2 separate regions of the Mus musculus genome follow, and region 2 is linked to region 1. Evidence: chromatin loops called from intact Hi-C (ENCODE). Cell type or tissue: left cerebral cortex. All regions are shown on one strand. Links, peaks and the distances in the headings refer to the core of each region. The heading gives the core; the rest is flanking DNA.

Region 1 (10,977 bases), core at 4,613-8,612:
ATGACCAGATATAGCCTATGAGGGCCTGCTGTGGCTCAGTCAGGAAGGAGGAGAAATGTCACAGGCCAACTAGGAGCCACAAGTTTGCGCCCAAACAAAAGAGGAGAGTTCTTAGAAACTGTGGGTGAGAAGGCACTGCCAGCTCAGTCCGTGTGGCTGATCATGTAGCTGGAGCGGGACCCTGCAATTACATAATGAATGAGTGATGATTTCTCAGGGGTCTAAGGTGACAGCCAAAACAGAGTTCAGGCTGAAAATTGCAGAGCACAAGAAATGAGTTTATCAGAGATGAATGTGACCTCTAAAGAAACGGCACTAACCAAAGGAGGCTCAGAGAGTTCCTCAATTGCACTCCAAATTTTTGAAAATTGCATTTATATATATATATATATATATATATATATATATATATGTGTGTGTGTGTGTGTGTGTGTGTGTGTGTGTGTGTGTGTGTATGAATGTATGTATCTCTCTCTCTTTCTGTCAGACAAAGATTTGTAGGAGTCAGTTATCTCATTCCAACATGTGGGCCCTGGGGATTAAATTTAGGTCGTAAGGCAAAGGCCTTTATCTCCTAAGTTATCTTGCTGTTACTCTAAATATTTAGATTTATATTAATCTAACTGAGGAATGTGGGCTGTGCACCTGTCGCATACTTCACTTGAGCATGTATGTAGTGGCACTGGCTCTGTCTCATATTCTTAAGGGAAATGGACCTAACACATGGCTGACAGTGTAGACTGCTCTGTGGTAGAAGGCCGGATAAGGCTCTATGGAATGAGCAAGGGAAAAACCTGTAAATTTATAGATTATTGTTTTGTAGGGAAATCAATCGAACAAACAAACAAACAAACAACCCACCCTTCCCACTATGCAGTAGCACCTGATAAATAGATATTGTCAGCATTGGTAGGCTGTGACCTCCAGATGGCCCTCAGGTGGCACTGTCTGTTGTGTCCACACCTTTTTTAAAAAAATTAGGTATTTATTTCATTTACATTTCCAATGCTATCCCAAAAGTCCCCCACATGCTCCCCCACCCACCCACTCCCTAGTGTTCCTCTGTACTGAGGCATATAAAGTTTGCACAACCAATGGGCCTCTCTTTCCACTGATGGTCGACTAGGCCATCTTCTGATACATATGCAGCTAGAGACACGAGCTCTGGGGGTACTGGTTAGTTCATAATGTTGTTCCACCTATAGGGTTGCTGATCCCCCCAGCTCCTTGGGTACTTTCTCTAGCTCCTCCATTGGGGGCCCTGTGATCCATCCAATAGCTGACTGTGAGCATCCACTTCTGTGTTTACTAGGCCCCGGCATAGTCTCACAAGAGACAGCTATATCAGGATCCTTTCAGCAAAATCTTGCTAGCGTATGCAATGGTGTCAGCGTTTGGAAGCTGATTATGGGATGGATCCCCGGATATGGCAGTCTCTAGATGGTCCATCACCTTTCTAAGCCTACATGACTTGGCTTTTTTCCCTGCCAGGAGGAGCCGCTGAGGCAGTCACAGTGTGCACTCCCCCCATTTCCCATGCTTTTCTAAAGCTCTTGCTGTCAGTTCCTGAAGGTGGTGATGTGCAGAGACCAGGGCATGCGTTTTGGAGAATGCCTGCGAGGCTGTGAGCGTGGTGCCTCCTTTGGGAAGAGGTACCTTTGGCCTGACCTTCTGTCTGTCCGTCTGACTTTTGCCTTTCTGTAGGTCATTGGTGATTACTTTGGGAAAGAAGGCCGGTTCCAAATGCGATCGAATGTCAAATATCCTTGGGGCCCTTTGAAACTGAGACTAGATGAGACCAGAATCGTGGAGCATACCAACAGCTCTCCTTGCAAATCATGTAAGTTCAGAGACTTAATTTACTGTCCTCCTTCTCCCGTCCCAGGATCACATGAGTCTGGAACATGTTTCTCTCAAGAACTCATGTTCTGAAAGTCCCATGCATTTTTCCGATGTCTTCAAAACCATGGAAACAACTCACAAATGGCTGACCCTCCTCCTTTACCGGAAGCTTCCACATTCCTTTCCTTTATCCTTTTCTTCCAAATGGTAGGGTATTCTGCCTGGATTTATATCTCTCACTCTAGTCTCTTAGTTATCAGAGGTTTCCACTTTTAGGAAAAATAAAAATGTTATCAGCTGTCTCTTGTTCATCTCTTGTAAGAAGTTTCATTATTGATTTCAAAGTTCACAGTTGACCTCCAAATCCCCAAATCCTCCAAATGGGGCACTCAATGCCATTAAATGCTTGACAGCTTGCAAAGTATTTAATTAATTTAATAACTATTGAATATATTATTAACGGTCAGTTTCTGGGTTCAAATAGAGAAGCAAGTGTGTCTTCTTATGAATAGCACAGCAAAGGGAGACGGTTTCGGAGATGATTGTCTTTGAGGGGCTTTGTAATATGAGTAAGAACAAGTGATGTCAATCTTGCAGGGCAGTTAGTGATTTTAGGTGACTATATGAACGATCATTATGTCTCAGGACCATCTTTGTTTTTTTTTTATTGCGTATTTTTCTCAATTACATTTCCAATGCTATCCCAAAATTCCCCCACACCCTCCCCCCCCCACTCCTCTCCCCACCCATTCCCATTTTTTGGCCCTGTTGTTCCCCTGTACTGGGGTATATAAAGTTTGCCTGTCCAATGGGCCTCTCTTTCCAGTGATGGCCGACTAGGCCATGTTTTGATACATATGCAGCTAGAGTCAAGAGCTCCGGGGTACTGGTTAGTTCATAATGTTGCACCTACAGGGTTGCAGATCTCTTTAGGTCCTTGGATACTTTCTCTAGCTCCTCCATTGGGGGCCCTGTGCTCCATCCAATAGCTGACTGTGAGCATCCACTTCTGTGTTTGCTAGGTCAGGACCATCTTTGAATGATGAGGAATTTATATCCATGTGATAATTATGAGAAAGGATGAAGGAGAAAGTGTGTTGACCTCATAATCGCCCAGTCTGTATTCCAAATCTCACACTCCTGCTTGCCAGTTTGGGGACCCTAGGAGACTCCCCTCAACTCACCAAGTCTCACATTTCCAGCATGTAAAGGGGGTTTCCCCAGCTTTGATCTGGGCAGCCAAAATGTCCATGCACCACAGGCTTTATTTGAAACCCTGCAAGGAAAGTAGCTGTTGAGTTTTTTGAGAACGGTGATCCTACCGAGAAAGATTTAACTCAAACAGGGGTTCACATTTTCACAAAGCTATATAGGACAGTTTGGATTGGAACTCTGACTTTGGTGAGAGAACATCTAAAAACAGAATACTGACCCAGTGCAATCTCCCGGAACTTTCTAGCACTTTGAAGTGTCACCACCCACCTGGAGAGACAGAAGCTCTGGGCCAGTGCCTTTGTCCATTCACGCATCTTCGCCTTTAAACTCAAAACCAGGATGGATGTGTGTGAGATCTTCAGTTTGCAGCTTTCATCAGATCCATCTTGAATCTGTCTCTTTCTCTGTCTATTATTCTCTCTAACCTTCTTTTCTTCCTTCCCCTCTGTTCTCTCCATTCTCCTTTCCTGTCACAGATTATGCTATGTGGTTCAGACTGGCCTCAAGCTTAAGCGCCTTCTGCCTCATATTCCCAAGTGCTAGGGTGACTGGTGTTTGTCCCAGGTCCGACTTTGAACTTGTTTTGACCTTGCTCTGTTCACTCTCGAGTCACGGTGCATTTATCTAGTGTTTTCTGGAAACCTTTCCTCAGAGCATTATACATATATATTTTACATTATAGGTTACATATAATACTATATATAGTACATAAATATTATATGTAAATAATATACAATATGTTACAATATATTATACATATGTTACAAAGAAAGGCAAATTAGTTTCAACTGGGAGATAAACAAAAGTCAAAGTATTTTAACTTATTTCTCAAAATGAACTCTGATTATTGATGTTTCTTTTTCAAGCAGGTGGCCTAGAAGAATCTGCAGTGACAGGAATCGTTGTGGGGGCCCTACTAGGTGCTGGCTTGCTAATGGCCTTCTACTTTTTCAGGTATGGCCCATTTATGGAGTTAAAGTTCACCCTGCTTCTTTTGCCTTTGTCCCCTGTCTTTGCAATAATGTTCCCTGTGATTTGCCCACACCCTTCTTTTAAACAAGAAGGATGGTGGTTAAATTACCAAAACTGTTCTCTGACTCCATCTTGGGTTTGGTAGGCAGTGAGCCCTTGATTCCTATGTTACTTGCTAGAAAGTGGCTGGGATCTCGGGATCATTGATCCATTTATGAGAATTACGAACATCTACCTATCAAATTACAAACATGAAGAGTCTTTGTATCAAATACAAAAATGTGGACAAAGAATGAACTTTCTATCCGCAGTCTTTCTTCGGTTTAGAAACAAGTGCTCATGCTCACTTGAAAGGCTGGAAGGAGCTCCAGTGGTCTGTGAATCCGGGCTGCAGTGGGTTCTGTGTTTGGAGAAGTCACATGTTTAGCTGCCATTGTTGTGGCTTAAATCTCATAAACTTTTAATTATGCGCATGTGTTCAAGGTTCTAGTCGTTTGCTGCAGCGACAGTGGCCCGTCCTTTGGTAATCTTCAGTGGTTGAATTCATGGGGCATTGTAAATCATCATGGTTTATTTGTAATATTTCTTCACTTTTGCATTGGAGATGTAAGTCTGGGTGTATGTGGCTCTTTGTGGGAACAATCGTGTTCCTGTTCCTTTGGTCACAGTACATTTGGTCTGATCTTTATCTGGGGGCACATCCTGGGAGTCAAGCAGAGCTTCTGGGGCAGAATAGATAAGACTCCCAGGGAAGAAGGGGAAGGCTTGTTCTGTGGCATTTCAGAAAGCATGCCAATTTTTCTCCCTGAATAAGGACACGATGCCTTGGGGGTACACGACTTTAATCTCAGAACAGGGTTTCATATTTGTGTCACTTGTCATTTATCAAACCTAACCCAGATGTCCCTGGAGGGCACTCTTTGTAAGAGGAACCATGGTGTTTTACAGCCGAGTGAGGTTTTATTATTACATTTGTTTTGCTTTTACCCAGGAAGAAATACAGAATAACCATTGAGAGGCGAAATCAGCAAGAGGAAAGCAACATCGGGAAGCATCGAGAGCTGCGAGAAGATTCCATCAGATCACATTTTTCGGTGGCTTAAAAGAGATGCCCCTCTCGCTTCGTCTACTTGAGATTCCTTAAAGAGATAGATGGAAGGACAGACATCAACGGAGCAGAAAGGGCGTTCTCGGAGAAGTCATTCTTTTAAGCAGTAGTCATTTCATTTTACATTTTCTTTAGAAGCTCAGGAATGATTGTTAATCACTATCTGCCTTCTGGCCTCTCATCTCATGGCAAACTAATATAATGAAACAACGCAATGCTGTTAAGTGTTCTGGCTGCTGGAGGGGCATCAGAGGAGATTTATGTCTTGAAAGTCTGCTGCGTCCATATCTTGATTGCTTTGGGGGCAGTTCACACGAGGATAGAAAAATGTGGCTTTTCTGAAATGAAATGTTTCGTAGCTAGGATAAAACAATTTTTACAAGGAGAATATTCTTGGAAAGAATTTAACACCCAATAAGAGGACAATGGAATGAAAGAAATCTCCAGGCTGGGAATGCAGTGCCCCTCTCTCTGGAACTGGGGGACAGGTTTGTGGTTGATGAAGGCTGCGTCCAACGTCCACATTCAGGTCTGAATTCATATCTCAAGAAAGGATCCTCCCTGTCTCTTTTAGTGTCTCATCAGAGCTACTCTGGAAAACTGTAAATATTAGTGAGCAAGGAGGATTTATATAAGAAAATTGAGTCTAAAATGCTTCTTATACGATGTAAAAAAAGTCCTACTTCACACTAACATTTTATTTTTAAGTATTTTAATCTTATATTTTGGTATTAGAAATGTGTCTATTTTTTCATTTTGAAGATTAAATTTCACTTATATTTTAAGAGCACGGAGGAGGTGTGTGACAAATCTGTGGAGAGGGAGGAACGGTTCTCGTTTTCTCTGCTGTCCTCTGTCCCTTGGCTGTCTCTAGTCTAACTGCTAGTCTGGCTGAAGATGTACAGAAGTCTGTTCAGCTTACAAACTCTGAAGGAATACGTTGATGTTAAGCCGTTGTTCATTTTCAACTGTTTTAAATGGATGTTATTGGAGGGCTACATTCTTTCTAACTATGGTCAAATGATGCCCTTCAAAACCAGTAGACTTAAGTGGAGTCTATAAAGAAACACAACCCCTTTCCCTCAAGAATAAGCAGACAGTGAGAATTTGACAGCAAGACACAGTGGTGATACGTTTAAAAAAAAACTGCATGCAATTTATCAAAATTTGAGGTGATGATTTTAATTTAAAAAGGGAATGTTGATATCTGCTGTGTCCCTTTAACCTTATAGAGTTTTGCAGCCACCACAAATGATGCATAGCTTGGACAGTGAGCTAGGACAGACAAGGGCATCGTGGCTAAGACTGAGCCAGCCTTTGCTGGGTATCCTCTTTGCACTCAATCCTGGGTGCAGAGGTTTCAATTCTGGTTCCGACTTTATCATTTGAGGAGAGAACAAGGGTACCGTCTTGTAATTTTGCCTTTCTTGGTAACATTCTGAGCATCTGAAACCCAGCTTAAAGGGGGGAAATTAAATAATTTCTTGGAGGTCCTATCCATCCAGGTTAACTGTGGAGGAGTCCAAGCAAGCTTAGCAAGCTCTGGAAGCTGGCTTCCCAGGGAAGGAGTGGACCACACCTCATTCTCTCAGTGGAGTCAAAGTGAATGGGCTGCACCTGTGTGGGGCTCAGGAAACGGGATGCAAACCGCATGATAAAATGAATTAGCTTCTGAACAACTGAAGGGGGTGTGGTAGGAGGTATGTCGTGGTTCTGCCTGTGGGATATTGAGGGAAAAGTGCTGACTTAAAAAAAAAAAGTAGGCCAGAAAGGCAAACTTTAAAATGCTAATCCAGGAGGCGCGTTTGTGGAGCACAACTCAGGAAGGCTGCAGCTGATGGTCAGGGACTCACATAATGAAGACAGATGGGCAGACTGCATCCACCCCAGTTCTCAGAACCAGAGGGCTGCTTGTTTCTCTCTTACATTTTCAATGATGTTTTCCCTGTGTTTCAGAGATACTCATTTTTTAATGTTTTTTTTTTTTGAACCTGTGTGTTAATTGCAGGAGGGTGACAGTGGGAAAAGTTCTCTACCTGGCTATATTCTTTGGGTATGAATATGTCTAATCCTTTCTTGAATTTGTATAGTTTCCCCTTGAATGTCAGCATAGTTACAACAGTATTTTTTATTTCTGCTCCAGCTAGAGGAATTGTTCCAAGGTTAATAGTGGATCCCCAGATTAGATGTTAAAGAATAGATTAGATGTTTAAAAAATAAATAGGCAGGGTGAATCGTGAAGTCCCTGGAGTCATTTCCTACAATTTTAAAGCAATTCTTATTATATTATTATATTATTATTAATATTATTAAGGTTGATTGCTCATTTACATGCCTGCTGTATAGTTTGTCTTTCTTGAATGTCTTTACATGGCTAGACAAGGTGGCCCATGTCTTCAATTCCAGCACTTGGGAGGCAGAAGCAGGAGGATATCAGTGAGTTTAGGGCCAGGATGGTCTCCATAGTGAGTTTCAGATCAGCTGTAGTTACACAGTTAGACCTTGTCTCAGAAAAAAATAAATCATTATATGAGTAGCCAAAATGTCATTAAGTTTTAAAAACACCACCAAGTTGGGAAACCTTTGCTGACAGTATAGATGTCTGTTCCATGGTGGCTCTGGGTTAAAAACTCTTGGTATTGTATTGTAGAACTTAAATTCTTAACTGCTAAGCAACAACTTTGACAATTAGTCATTCATAATCTGCCAGTAGTCATCTATTATATAATTAACAAAATGGAACTTTAGTTCTTAAGCCATTCTATAAATTTTTACTCTTAAGTCCAATGATCAAGGTTTCAAAGGGGGGGCATTTCATTAGTGTTTTTTATATCTTGTCAAATATAAGTTCATACACAAGCTAAACTAAGCGTATACTTATGGTGATGGAAATAAACACAAGTTTTATAGCCAATATTATTGTCTTAGATCTGGGAGAGAAGCTGAACTCAGAAACAAAACTTTCTGGGTAGAGTCATATCTGTTCCCAACACAAACAGAGGTTTCACACGGAATCCGTCAACATGTATTGTTTTGAAGAGCCATTGGCGTGTCTTTTCCTGAACCACAGACAGAATTCCACATGTCTTGAAATAGTTGTTTACATTTCAGAATTCATGGAGGAGAGGGAGAATCCTATGGAATGAGAACAGATGCCCCACCCCCACTTCCTTTTTCTCTTGAATGAAAAGCTTTGGAATGCCAAGTCACTTCCCCTTGCTTACAGGCATCCTGTGCCTTTGCTCCTGGCACATCTACCTTCTGTGTCCCTAACTTACCTCTTTTCTTCTAGTTGGGACTGATTGTCAGGGTCTAAGACATGCAGTGGGACGTGGAAAGGGAGGCCTTGTGTATCTCAGAGAGTGGTTTCAGAAGCTGTTTCTAGTGATGCCATTGCTTTCTTGAAACAGAGCTACTCGTGCAGGTGTTTTAGATGCGTCACAAGTGCGCGCGCGCACACACACACACACACACACACACACACACACACGAAAAAAGAGAATGAAAGAATAGCATTTATAAATTGGAAAACACTAGGGTCTGTGTTTGTTGAGACACAAAGAGCTCAGATCCCTAATAGGTGCAACTACAAAGGCAAATGCCAATTGAACTTTGGCCCACTACCTATTTGTGTAGTTATACCCTACAGGTCTTTAGAAGAAGGCTGGTAATGAGCTGAATTTTTCCTTTAGTGGAAAAAACAGAAACTGTCTAGAAATACAGGATGCTTTAGGGGCAGCATAGAAGTAGGGAGAACGAGCCAGAGGCACTGGAGGGATCTGTCTATTTTTCAGTTGGTCTTTAGAACAGAATAATGAACAGTTTAGACCTTCTTCAAAAGCCAGTCTCCACAAGAAGTGCTGGACATGCCCAGAGAGAAGAACCAGGAGCTTATGTCTCTCAAAGTGACAGAGAGAAGAAGTTTGCAGCTGACACGGGCTCAACTGTTCTTCATAGAGCTCCACCTGCTATCCATCACATTTCTATGGGTGTGCTAGCACCTTTCCCATGCAGGTGGAAACTTGTGAGGAGGCCTCCTCATTTACTCAGAGAAAAAAGACAAAATCGCACCGCTGTGAGGAGGTAGCTGGCTTCTACTCAGAAGCCTGACAGCAACTTGACCATGCATGTCCTTGGACAGTTTACATCTGTGATTTTCATGTACGCGAAGGAACCTGGCTTTTTTCTCAGCATATGGATTTTTCCGATGTTTCCTGCAGGCCTATGGAATGAAAATACTCCTCCAAAGGACACTGAGTTGGAGGTTGTTCAAATATCGCATTAACCACTAATGTTAATTCATCCCAAATGCAGAGCATTTCCCAAATGCTGATGCTGGTGTTTCTGTTTTAAGTCACTTCAAAGGTAATCAAAAGGATTTCAGTGGGAGCTGACTCTCAGAGGTAAAAATAAATATGTTACAAAAACTCTTTGGTCTATCAGGTATCATACGATTCCTAGTGGAGAGATTTGAACCAAGTAGACCTCAGAGTTAATAAAACATGTTCCATTTCTTTGATTCATATTTAAAGGCATAAATTTATATGCACAGGACCAGGAGGTCCATTTCCCCAAGTGTGAATCATAATAGGATACCGAGTTCATTTTTACTTTCTAGAATAAAGCTGTCATAGTCTCTACTTATTATTGGGGAGAGAAAGAGTTATTTCTCCAGAGAAAGAGGAAACCATGGCTTTTGATGGACTATCTCATTCATTACTCAGTGCCTGTGTCTGAACGTGTTCAATATGGTGTAGCATAGAAGACAGCAAGGAAGTGCTCTCAATTGGCCAAAATCGGAGCCTTCTTCCCTGGGCATTGCTGAAACCAAGGGGCTGTGAGCTAAGCATGGCAGAAGGCCAGTCCCTCAGCCTGTGTCTTTTGAGCCATTTTGTTCATGGATAATTTAAATATGACCACAAAACAATAAAAACGTACCATGAATCTGGTAGAAGAGTCAAAGCTGCACCAGCTACATATAGCTTCCTATTCTAATGTAAGTAGAACTGTCTGCATATAATGTGATTTAATTTATTGTTGTTCTGTGTAGAAAGTGAGGACTCATGACTGTGGATAAAGCCCTGTTTTGTATAATATATATATATATATATATATATTTTTTTTTTCTGGTGCAAAATTGGTCATTTAAGCAATCTACTTCATTTGGTGTTTGGATAGAAATGTGCGCGTGTTCTTGTAAAGGTTTCTATTCAGCAAGAATACCACATAGCCCAAATATAACAGTATGTTCTCATTAAACGTATACTCTACAGAAACAGTTTCCTGTCTATAATTCAACAAATATGCACTGCATATATCCAAGTTTTCTGAGGATTTTCTGTTCTCTTAGATAAGCTGAAGTAAAAGATCAGTTATTGGGGATGATGTATTTGAATGAAATATTGAGTCCACGAAAGGACTCAAGATTTTCTGCTCCACAAAAGGAAATTTACAGAGATTGTGACATGTCATTGGAATGAGCGCCAAACCCAGAAAATACTGACTTATCAGGTAAAGGAGGCATGGAGAATAACCCCTCTTTTGGAACCTGGGCATCTTTTTCCCCCCATCTATTTATTCACTTTACATCCCTATCACCGCCTCCCACCTGTCTCCCCATCACACAGTCCCTCCCATGATTCCACCTTCCCCTTCTCCTCTGAGAGGGTAGAGCACCCCCTGGGTATACCACCACTTGACATATCAAGTCCCTGCAGGGCTAGGCACATCCTCTTCCACTGGAGCCAGACAAGGCAGCCTAGTTAGGGGAATGAACCTGGGCATCTTGAGATATTACATGCTCCAGCTGATGTCATTGATTCATGTTATTGTGTTCATCA
Region 2 (10,977 bases), core at 4,348-8,347, 61 kb before region 1:
GGGATTGAACTCAGGCCACCGGGCTTGATTGCAGGTACCTTTATATGTGTGCTGAGCCATCTCCCTGGCCCGCAGAGTTCTTTTTACTCCATTAGACATGTTGTCTATAAACTAACAACACTATATTATATGCATTTCTTATGTCTGTACTCAGGCCAAGTCTTAGATGGGCAATATGGCTTTCAGAAATCTTTCTAATGTCACATGCCTCAGAACATCTTCAGAGAATCGAAAACACTATTGTAGTAGATGAAAAGCTCTGTGCTTTCAAGAGAAGCCCTTGAAGGCTACATGTAACTATAGCTTCTAATTAAATTGAGTCACACATTTAAATAAAAATACATACTTACTATTATTTGTAATATTGGCTAAAAAAATCACAGATTTGTATAATAGAAGAAGTGGGGCCAATTAATAGAGTCCTCCCAAGGAGAGCGGAGACCTAGAGGCAAATTCTAATCTAATTTTTTGGTGTCTACTGATTTTTCTCTCGTTTCTTCAATAGCGTTCTCTAAAACATTAACTGTATGTTTAGAAATGGAAGTCTCAGTACTCATTGAACTTCAGAAAGGGTTTTTGGATATGTGTCAGGGCCTTTCATCTTTTCTGCCTCTAGGGGGAAGTGTGTTTTCAACAATTCTGTCGTGCAGAAGGGATTTTCTTGTGCATTAAGGCTTCACTGTGGTAGTCTTCAGTGTGACCTCGGGATTGGCTGGACAAGATGGAAGGACCTTGGAAAATCTGCAAGGACCCTCACTTCACGAGTTTCAGGCCAGGGTTCTGAGGCAGGGGGATTGTGGAGAAAAATGCCCCAGACATTTTAAAAGTACATTTCAAAGAATCATTCTTTGAAATGACACATAACTTCTCCATACTGTGGGGCTGTGGCCAAAAAAAATACCTGGACACAAAACTCACTGACAGAACTAGAAACAAAATAGTTCTTGGATATTGATGAAAACATTTCTAAATCTTTTAAAACGTCTATGAGTTTCTGTAATATCGCATTTAACATTAATATGTTTAGGCTTTCAGCTAGCTAATTTTATTCCTTTGTTTTCTTTGACAATCGAAGTTGATAACTGAATTCTGAATGTGAAAAACATGGCCCTTCCCCAATTTCAGTGATTAGGTTTTTGTTTTTTTGTTTGGAGTTGAAAGGAACAGTATGTAAAACCTGAACGCAAGACTGTTTCTACTTATCCCTTTTCTTTCCTATTTTACTAACATTTATGATAAAAAATGTTACAAAAGTTATCTTTATCAAGTGGTGTTCAGTTTTACTGTTCTGGAAAGCCTAAAAACATATTGCTAAGATATTATAAGATGGTGCGTGCCAGTGTTTGTGTGTGTGTGTGTGTTACATTGCATTGAATTTATCTTAGCCAAGTAACTCCCATCTCCAGCTTTCTTTTTTACCTTTTATTGGTGATGGGACCTTGTAAAATTAAATCACCCAGGCTGGCCTTGTGTTATTCTGCAGCCCAGGCAGCCTTTGATATCCTCCTGAGTAGTTTGTGTCACCAGGCCCAGTTAAAAATGTGATACACAGAATATGATTGACAGTGACAATCTGCTTGGTTACCAACCCTATTTTACATAGTATTGTAGGTGACCTTTTCCAACAGTAAATATCCTCAGGAGACAAAGAGCTGTTTAAATGCAACTTGTAGGGGCTGGTGAGATGGCTCAGTGGGTAAGGGCACTGACTGTTCTTCCAAAGGCTCTGAGTTCAAATCCCATGGTGGCTCACAGCCATCCATAATGATATCTGACACCCTCTTCTGGTGTGTCTGAAGTCAGCTACAGTGAACTTATAATAAATAACTTAATAAATAAATCTTTAAAAAAATAAATGTAACTTGTACATTCTTTGGGTCACAGTTCATTTTTTTCTGGACTAAGATGGCAGAACTATGTGATAGTTATACATGGTAGTTTTAGCTGGTTGCCCAAAGAACTCTGATGGAAAGTAAACAGATCCTCCTAACACCCAGAATAAGTAAACACAAACCTCCCAAGAGCACAATAGACTTGTTACTGTTAATAATCTTGCACTGTTGGCACTGGAAGACCTTTTAAAAAAAATCTCAGCATCTGTTCAGTTGGAATCTGCAAGGATGTGTTGAACATGCACGCGGACAGCAACCCTGTGTTCCCCTCCCCTCTGTTTCTGGACTGATCCACCATTTCCTGTTGTCTGTGCTCTTTAACAACAGGCTGGAAGCTGAGTGCTTCTACCCAAAGGCCACAGGGAGGCCAGGGTGCTAGCCATAACGTAAGTGCACTGCCCTGCTGTTGACCCAAGAGCGAGGCTGGGCAGCGCCAGAGATGCGAGAGGCACTCCATACCCGGTGCCCCTGAAATCCCAGACTCTTCCAGTGAGCCCACATGGTACACTGCAGAATCATACCGCTGTTGGCTGGTGTTCCCCAGACACAGGGCATACCGGGTAGTAATAGGAAACCGGCTCCGTCCTTCACGTCTCCTGGCAACCAGTTGAAATCCACTAAGACCCTCGGAATCCAGGATTTAGCTGTTTATTTTTTTCTTAAATAACGATGACTCTATAAACAAATGTTTGCTCTCCCAAGTGTTCAGGAAGGATTTAATTGCTGCGAAGTGCTAAATGTCAGTTTCCAACGTACGTGGATAACTCTTCAGAATTCAAATTTATATATCCACCTCTCTTAGAACTGGTTAGCAGTTCTAATTAAATAAACAAAAGCTCACCTAGGATTTAGAAGCCCCTACTTACAGCGAAGGCTTAGGGATCACTGTCCAACTGAAATCTAACCGGCACCCGGTATGAAGTTACCTTCGATTGCAGTTTTTTTTTTTTTTTTTTTCCACTGCTAGAGAGGGTGATGGAGAGAGGGCTGTTAGTCACTGATGCCTGGATTTGCCATGTCCTCGAACACCTCGATTTATCACTTCATAGTCACAAATGAGAGCAAGGACATTTTAGGGGGCTCGTAACTATTAAAAAAAAAGAAGAGAAGGAGAAGGAGAAGGAGAAGGAGAAGGAGAAAAGGAAGGAGGAGAAGGAGAAGAGAAGAGAAGAAAGAAAAAGAAGAAGAAGAAGAAGAAGAAGAAGAAGAAGAAGAAGAAGAAGAAGAAGAAGAAGAAGAAGAAGAAGAAGAAGAAGAAGAAGAAGAAGAAGAAGAAAAGAAGAAGAAATAACTATGACTTAACAGCAGCAGCCTGGGGCAGCGGGTGAAGAATCGCGTTCAAGATCCTGCCGAAAGAGGGCGTAAGTTTAAGTTAAGATTGGAGCACACACTGACGCCCAGCCAAATGAAAGAACATTTAGAAACATTTTAAATTAACTTTAATTTGCAAGACTTTGGTGTCAGAACTACCTTGTGTAATACAGCCTGTTCTCGCCGTAAATGTCTTTGCTGCGTGACCACGAAAAGAGGGTGCAGGGCCCTCTGGACCTGCGCAGCTGCTCGGTTCAGAGACGCGCCTCTCTGGTCTGAGACTTCTCCACAATCCTTTCCACTCCGTCTGCATCGCTGTGGTAGCTGTGACCAGTGGAAAGACTGGGTCTACCGGGCAGGACCTTTCTGGGCATCCTAGACTATCGGGCATCCTGGAACAGAAGCGCTGGGGTTGGCAGACTGCTTTTTAGGTACTTAAAGATTCTCTGGGGGAAGATCTGGGGGGCCGGGAAGCGGGAGTCCCTTTTAGTTGCCTGGTTTAGCAAATAGTACCTTAGGGTGATGCTTTTCAAGCTCCGCGACACTTCCTGGAGCGGAATCATTTATCCAACATCGGAAGCAACAAGTTTCGCTTTTCTGGTCTCAGTGACCCCGCGGAGGGGCTGCGCACTGGGACACGGTGACGCTGCGCCCACTGTGATTCTAGCGTGTCCCAGCAGCCCAGAGGGAGGAGGGCACCCACGCCGGGTGGGGGAAGGAGCGGTGCGACACCGTGCAGGCCAGATGGGCTTACCAGCTCTGCAAATGAATTTTCCTGCACCAGGACCTTGTTCCTTGTTCCCCGACCTTGCTCCAGGGACCAGAAAGGTCAGGTGCGGGACAGGACTGGGCGCACCCAGACAGAACGTGGCCAGATCAAGAAAAGAGGTGAGAGTCTATGGAGTTTTGCAAGGAAGCCACCAATTTGGAGAAACATTTCCCCTTCGTTTTTGCAGTGTGTGTGTATGAGTGTGTGCTTTGTGTATGTGCGCGCACTCATTTCTTTCAAACATATATACACTTTTTTTTTTTTTTTTTTTTTTAATCCTGGGGTTGGAGAAAGCGGAGCCAGGGAGAGGCGGGGACCTTAGAGTAACGCTGTGCCGCGAGGTCTCCCGCGGGTGTAGACGTGGGCGGTTGCGGCTTTGGGCCAAATCTGAGCACCGGCAACTAGTGGGGCTTAGGGACCCGGCAACCGCGAGTAGGCCAGGGGTGCGGGGAGGAGCCCTGATGTAAGAATGTTAATGAGAGGCTCCCCCAGCCCAGCCCCCACCCCGCCCCACCCCCACCCACCCCACCCGTTGCAGAGACAAGCCCGGCCTCGGCGCGCCATGTGTGGTAACGCGCTGCGCCGCTGCCACGCTATTTAAACCCCGGCTATGGATCCAGAAAGCCGCGCGAATCAATGGGATCAAACGCGAAGGAGGTGCACCGTCAATTACAAGCACTTGGACAAGTTTAACTTTTTTTTTTCTTTTACAAATAAGGCCTTCAAACGCAACCTTAGCAACGCCCAAATAAGAAGCCACCTCTAAGCCAAATAGCCTATGTGCAAAGGGAGGGAGAATATATATATTGATAATAAGTCTATATGTATATTACAGACGCACAGGTTTACATTCTGTGAACTTTTTTCTTTCTTTCTTTGCTTTAAAATTTTTTTTTTTATTTTTTAAACCTAGGGACATTGTAGAGGAATCTTCCTATCTTTTGGCGAGTTACTGAAGGGGGTATTCTGTTTTCTTGGAGCGCCCAAGGGGGCGCAGGGACAGAGGAAAGAAAAGAGCTGGGAGGAAAAGGGCAGGGTGGGTGGGGGGCAGAGGGCGAGCCGGCGGCCAGGGCGAGCGCTTGCTGGCAACACGATGCGGTCCTTGCTGCTGTTCACTTTCTCGGCGTGCGTGCTGCTGGCCCGGGTGCTGCTGGCTGGCGGCGCGAGCAGCGGCGCCGGGGACACCCGGCCAGGCAGCAGGCGCCGGGCGAGAGAGGCGCTGGCGGCTCAAAAGATCGAGGTGCTTGTTCTATTGCCCCGGGACGATTCGTACTTGTTCTCGCTGGCCCGGGTGAGGCCGGCCATCGAGTACGCGCTGCGTAGCGTGGAGGGCAATGGCACCGGGAGGAAGCTGCTGCCGCCAGGCACTCGCTTCCAGGTGGCCTACGAAGACTCGGACTGCGGCAACCGCGCGCTCTTCAGTCTTGTGGACCGCGTGGCGGCGGCGCGCGGCGCCAAGCCGGATCTCATCCTGGGGCCCGTGTGCGAGTACGCGGCGGCGCCGGTGGCTCGGCTGGCGTCTCACTGGGACCTGCCGATGCTGTCCGCAGGAGCGCTGGCCGCCGGTTTCCAGCACAAGGACACGGAATACTCGCACCTCACGCGCGTGGCGCCTGCCTACGCCAAGATGGGAGAGATGATGCTCGCTCTGTTTCGCCACCACCACTGGAGCCGTGCAGCCCTGGTCTACAGCGACGACAAACTCGAGAGGAACTGTTATTTCACCCTCGAGGGGGTCCACGAGGTTTTTCAGGAGGAGGGGTTGCACACGTCTGCCTACAATTTCGACGAGACCAAAGACTTGGACCTGGACGACATAGTGCGCTACATCCAAGGCAGCGAGCGAGGTGAGCGGGAGCGGGACCAGGGGGGTCCTTGGCTCTGACTCAGCGGTTCTCAGTGGCTCTCCCCCAAACCCCACCAAGTCAATCTTCTGCAGACCCCACCCTTCCCCGTAACCCAAGGACCCGTGGAGGTCGCGCGGGGGCTTGTCCAAGTGTGAGCTGCCTGATCCAGGGACGGGTGGAGGATAGCCCATCGCGGTGGAAGGGGTGTGCCTACACAGTCTCGGGGAGGTGGATCTGGCCAGTCGAGGGAACGTCTGAGCCGCTTGCTAGCGCCATCCCAGGTATGACAGGTGTGGCTAAACACCAAGGGTTTTCCCCCTCTTCGACAGCTCCGGAGTCCCGTGAGTTCCAGGAATTCCCTACTCTGTCCATTGCAGTCGCGCGCCCCCTGGCAGGGCCACAGCGTCTGGGGACGCCCCAGCAGTCTCGCAGCTTCTTGACTAGCTGGGGGTTGGGACGCATCTCCTGGCTCCCCTGGCTGCTCTTTCCACTGACCCTAGGTCTCTTTTTAAAGCCTTCCTTTTAGATTCCTTCCATGCCCTTTCTAGTGTCTTACAAGCTTCGATACAAGCACCAGAAGTGCGTCGCCGTGTCTGAATTCAGGCGACTCTCACTTCCCCCGGGAGCTTTGGGCTTCGAAGCCTCTGAAAGCGCGCGCAGAGCTGGGCTTGGGCGGAGCGCGCCGGAGGATCGTGCGCCGAGCTTCCTTCCCACGGGTCCCCTGCCCGGCCCTTTCTCCGCAAGTCGCTGAGGGTTTGGAACAGTAGCCAAACTAGACAGAGAATTTGGTACTGGGGAATGGGATCATGGCTACGGGGAGCGTGGGAATTCTCCGCAGCTGCCCAGGTTTCTGTCGTGTAGATAGAGGAAGGAGCCGAATCCCAGCATAGGGCATGAGTCCGGACGTCCCGGTTGGGGCTCACACATTGGAGAAATCTCGCCTTTGTTTCCCCTTGGTGCGCAGGCGCCCAGAATGTCCGCGGTATTACCCTCCCCCTATGACCCCACACCGCAAAGCTTCCGATGTTCGTTCGGAGGTGCTATCCTGGTGAGACCTAGGAGGGGCCGAGCTAAGCCAGGCACCTAGTTTGCCCAGTGTTGGTCGCACGAATGCTGGGGACCTGGGCCTGGCTGTGGCGGGACAGCGGAACACTAAGCTTGCAGGCTCAGAACAGGTGAGGTGGGCAGAAAAAGCTTCAAGAGTGGGGCCACAACTGCCCCTCCCCGCTCTCTACTCTAACTTCAAGGTGTTGTAGACAGTGCAGACAGGACAAGTTTCGACCTAAGAACTCCAGGCTGTCTGCGCAGAATCACTGTTAGGTGCGCAGGCAGGGCGTTGGTTATGTAAAAGGAAAGTTCTGTCCTATGGTGGCAGATTTGCCCCTGTTGGGCGAGAAACCCACATCTACTTTCTCCCCCCACTCCCAGTCCTCCGGCTACTGCAGCCTCTCGCGGTCCTGGGTACTGTTACTTCTTCAGTTCTGGGCTTCCAGAGCCTTAACTAAAAGCTGGAGACTTCCCAGGGCAGGCTGGGAATGGGGGCGTGTCCTCACGCCTGGCTAGATCCATCCGAGCTTTGCAAATTCTGGTCATTGCCTTGCTGAACCTAGAAAGGCGGTGACCTTGGTACAGTGGCCTAGGGTGAGAGGCCTGGCAGATCTGTCAGTTCCGCTGTTGGGCCCTTGAGCCGCACAGTGCTCTTAGAACCGTGATGGGGGAGGGCCACACTGTGAGAGTGGGCTGGGGGTTGGGGTGGGGTTGGGGCAGGTGTGTTTCGGTTTAAAAGGACTACAGCCTGCGTTCTTTATTTTTAAATAGTCAGGCTTATTTTAGATCTCCTAGCGCTCATTTCTCGTTCAATTTAGCAGTGCAAGCTTGTTAGTCTGGTGTGTGTGTATTTTATAGGTGAAATTATTATGATCTTATGATTCTTTCTCTAAAATCTGTGTCAGCAACAATAAGGCGAATTTTCTGAAATATAAATAAAAAATTCCAGGCTGCCCTTCTTTCAATTTCTTACTCTTTGTAGAGAAAGTTGGGAGATCTCAGGGCGCTGAGTCTCCACCTCATCGTGGCTGCTCAACGCATTAAGTAGTGGGGGTTTAGTATATGGTTTCAGGGGAGTTTGTGGCTCAGCCACTTGCTAGCTGTCAGGATCCGGGGCTGTTAAACTGTACCCCATCTTCTTCAGGTAAAGTGGGCTTCCTGCACAGCCACATCTTGGGGATGCTGGAAGGGTTTAATGAACTAAGTGACCAGAATTCTTTGAAACAGCGCCAGACCCACACAGTAAATGTGTGGGTTCATTGTAGCGGGCGTTGTGCTATATTCGATAATAATCACCTTCACCCAGAAGGGGAAGCCATGTCCTGGGAAGAGCTTTAGGCAGAGAAGACCACACCTCTGGACTCAGCCTTTCTGCCTTGCAAGGCACTGAACGTGGAACAAGGAGCTCGATGAGAATCAGGCCTCTTCCAACTGCTATTCTGATGTGGAGATTTTACATTTGATTCTCCCAATAGGGATGTATCTGAAAGCGTTTCTGTCACAGAGCATCTTCTACCTTTATGAGCCAGGGCGTGCTTTAGAGAGTCCCTCCCACCCCCCAAATATGTTTGGAAAGAACATTTCAACTTTAAAATCAAATTAAGGATATCTGAATATCTTCACTGGTAAAGTGTGACCTGTGGCCTTCCCAATAATGTGATTACGTTTTCTTTTGGTTACATAATGCCCTTTAGAAAGAAAAACTGAACAAACACTTCCCCAAGTCCTCCCCCAAATTATTCTTATCTCCTAGGGGGCTTGTCAGCTAAGTCAATTGAAAAACTTAAAAAGTCTAATATAATCAAAAGATACACCTGAGTATGTGTGATTTAATAACATTGATCTCACAGCATGCATTTATATTAGCAGCTAAGATGATAACACAGAGTCAAATTTCAACTACCCGGCATGAGGGCAATAGAGAGTTTCCCAAGAGCCAGCCAGCCAGCATCAGGCAGCCTTGAGAACTAGGGAGCAGTAGATGAGATTTCACAAGGGATGGCTTGGCTGTGCATCCTGGTTATTATAAGATGGTGACCAATTTTTATATACATGGGGTGGGCAGAGAATACTGGAAAGTGCTTTTTGAATATTTAAGTCTTTTTAACATCAATTTCTGTTTTTAATTACAGATAAACCTTTGAGTTGTAAGAGAAATATTATTTTTTCCCCAGAAATCCCACATAAAACTAGAGAAGATGACTCCTTAGGCAGGTAGCGAAGCTATGGTAACCTTTTACATTCAGGATTGGTCTATCTCATGTACTAAAGGGGTTCTACAAATACTTTAGGAAATAGACACCTGTGGCAGACATACCTACATACATACATACATACATACATGCATGCATATATGCATACATACATACATATGATCTTAGATGGGCGTGGTGGCACATGCTTGGAATCCCAGCATCCAGGAAGCTGACATGAAAGACTTGTGAGTTCAAGACCAACCAGGGCTATAGAATGTGCCCTGTCCTAAAATACAAACAAACAAGCAACAGACAAATACTTTGTATTTAGTACTGGATTTATTTATATAATTGCCTACTGATCTTGATACATCACAGGAAATGATACATATATACTATAAAAAGTCAGAAATACATTTTTTTAATTAGAGAAAGGTTATGTTGTTGTGTTTATGCGTTTTCTAAGATGCAAAAGTAGAAGTAACCTACACAAATTGTTTTGTATAAAAACTAGTTGTATTCTTTTAGTTATTGCTATGTTATGTATTTGGGCCTGGAGAGTGACCAAAAAGATAGAAATATTTAATGAATACAAGAACAACTTGCTTTTAATACTCTGGTCTAAATGACCAAATAATTGGTAAGCAGAATTTTAAAGCAAAGAACCCTCACCAACCTCCCTAGCATACAGTACTGGGGAGGAGAAGTGCTACCTGCCACAGTGTAGAAATTACAAGGGTCTCTGGAATGGATAGAGCTTTTGAATAGCAGAAATAAGCGTATGGTCTGTATTTTGTAAATGGTATTTGTTACTTTGTAGTATAGGAATAGAGACATCCACTTTTGAAAGAGATTCCTTCTCCTAACTCTTCCATAGGGGTCCTGGACCTGAGTCCAGTGGTTGGCTGTGAGTATCTGTATCTGTCTCAGTCAGCTGCTGGCACAGCCATGCCAGGCCCCTGTCTGCACAACATAGCATCAGTAATAGAGTCAGGGATTTGTGCCCATTCATGGGATAGATCCCTAGTTGGGCCAGTCAACTGCTCAGCCATTCCTTCAGTCTGCTCCATTTTTGCCCCTGCATTTCTTTTAATTTTGGGTCGAACATTTTGTAGGTGAGTTGGTGTTCTCATCCCTCCACTGGGGGTCCTGTTTAGCTAATAGAGGTGGTCTCTTCAGGTTCCATATCCCTACTGCTGTGCATTTCAGCTAAGGTCATCCACATTAAGTCGTGAGAGCCTGTCCCTTCCCAGGTCTCTGGAACTTTCTAGAGATTCCCCCTTCCCCCTCCTCCCCCAGCAGCTGCAGATTTCCACTCATTCTCTTGGCCCTTTGGTCCTCTCTCCTGTCTCTCCCCATACCTGATCCTGTCCCCCTTTTCCCCCTCCCCTTCCCCTCTTCCACCCAGGCCCCTCCCTCTGTCTGCAACCCGTGACTGTTTTGTTCTCCCTTCTAAGTGGGATTCAAGCATCCTCACTTGGGCCTTTCTTCTTGTTTAACTTCTTTGGGTCTGTGGGGTGTATCAGAAACCCATGTCTTTTAGCTCTAAGAAAGTTTCTTGAATTATTTCTTTGGTGATTTTATTTCCTTAATATTTAGTGTATATTTTAAACTTGATGTCAGACCATCTGGCTGATTCTTTACATTTTTTGCCCCCCCTTTTGTCCTCTTTAAGAAAAATGCCCTTTGCCTGCTCTCCAAAGTTACTACTGCATCAATTTTCTTTCTAGATTTATTTCTATTATTTTATGTGTATGAGTTTTTTGCCTGATTGTATGTCTGTGTATTACATGTATGCCTGAGGTGATGAGCCTCCATGTGGGTGCTGGGAATTGAACCTGGGTTCTTTGCAATAACAAGAAGTGCTCTTAAGCACTGAGCCAATCCCCCAGCTCCTATGTCACATTTTTAATTTT

The links. Hi-C counts contacts between places; a loop is a spot of excess contacts. Peaks named below come from ENCODE experiments on the same cell type or tissue, not always from the same donor. Only the 100,000 strongest peaks of a DNase experiment are listed, where the experiment ranks them.
Region 2: it touches region 1 in a loop (4-fold over the local background); 1 of 42 quality-filtered maps calls a loop at or near these places.

What each region holds. Positions count from the first base shown.
Region 1 is chr15:11,839,332-11,850,308 of GRCm38, reverse strand. It overlaps Npr3 (natriuretic peptide receptor 3), which reads left to right. Exons shown (of 8, transcript NM_008728.2): 6 at 1,705-1,840; 7 at 3,924-4,011; 8 at 5,021-10,413. The coding sequence ends at 5,132. Among named protein-coding and RNA genes, the nearest start is that of Npr3, 61 kb to the left of the region's middle. In left cerebral cortex, for the core only: no CTCF peak of the experiment used is centred there; DNase peaks (open chromatin) are centred at 5,994 and 6,949.
Region 2 is chr15:11,899,728-11,910,704 of GRCm38, reverse strand. It overlaps Npr3 (natriuretic peptide receptor 3), which reads left to right and starts at 5,031. Exons shown (of 8, transcript NM_008728.2): 1 at 5,031-5,819. The coding sequence starts at 5,066. It overlaps Gm5144 (predicted gene 5144), which reads right to left and starts at 4,180. Exons shown (of 2, transcript NR_131059.1): 1 at 3,717-4,180; 2 at 3,315-3,595. In left cerebral cortex, for the core only: a CTCF peak has its summit at 6,193; DNase peaks (open chromatin) are centred at 5,555, 6,210, 6,460, 7,125 and 2 more places; H3K4me3 peaks cover 3,400 bases; H3K27ac peaks cover 2,645 bases.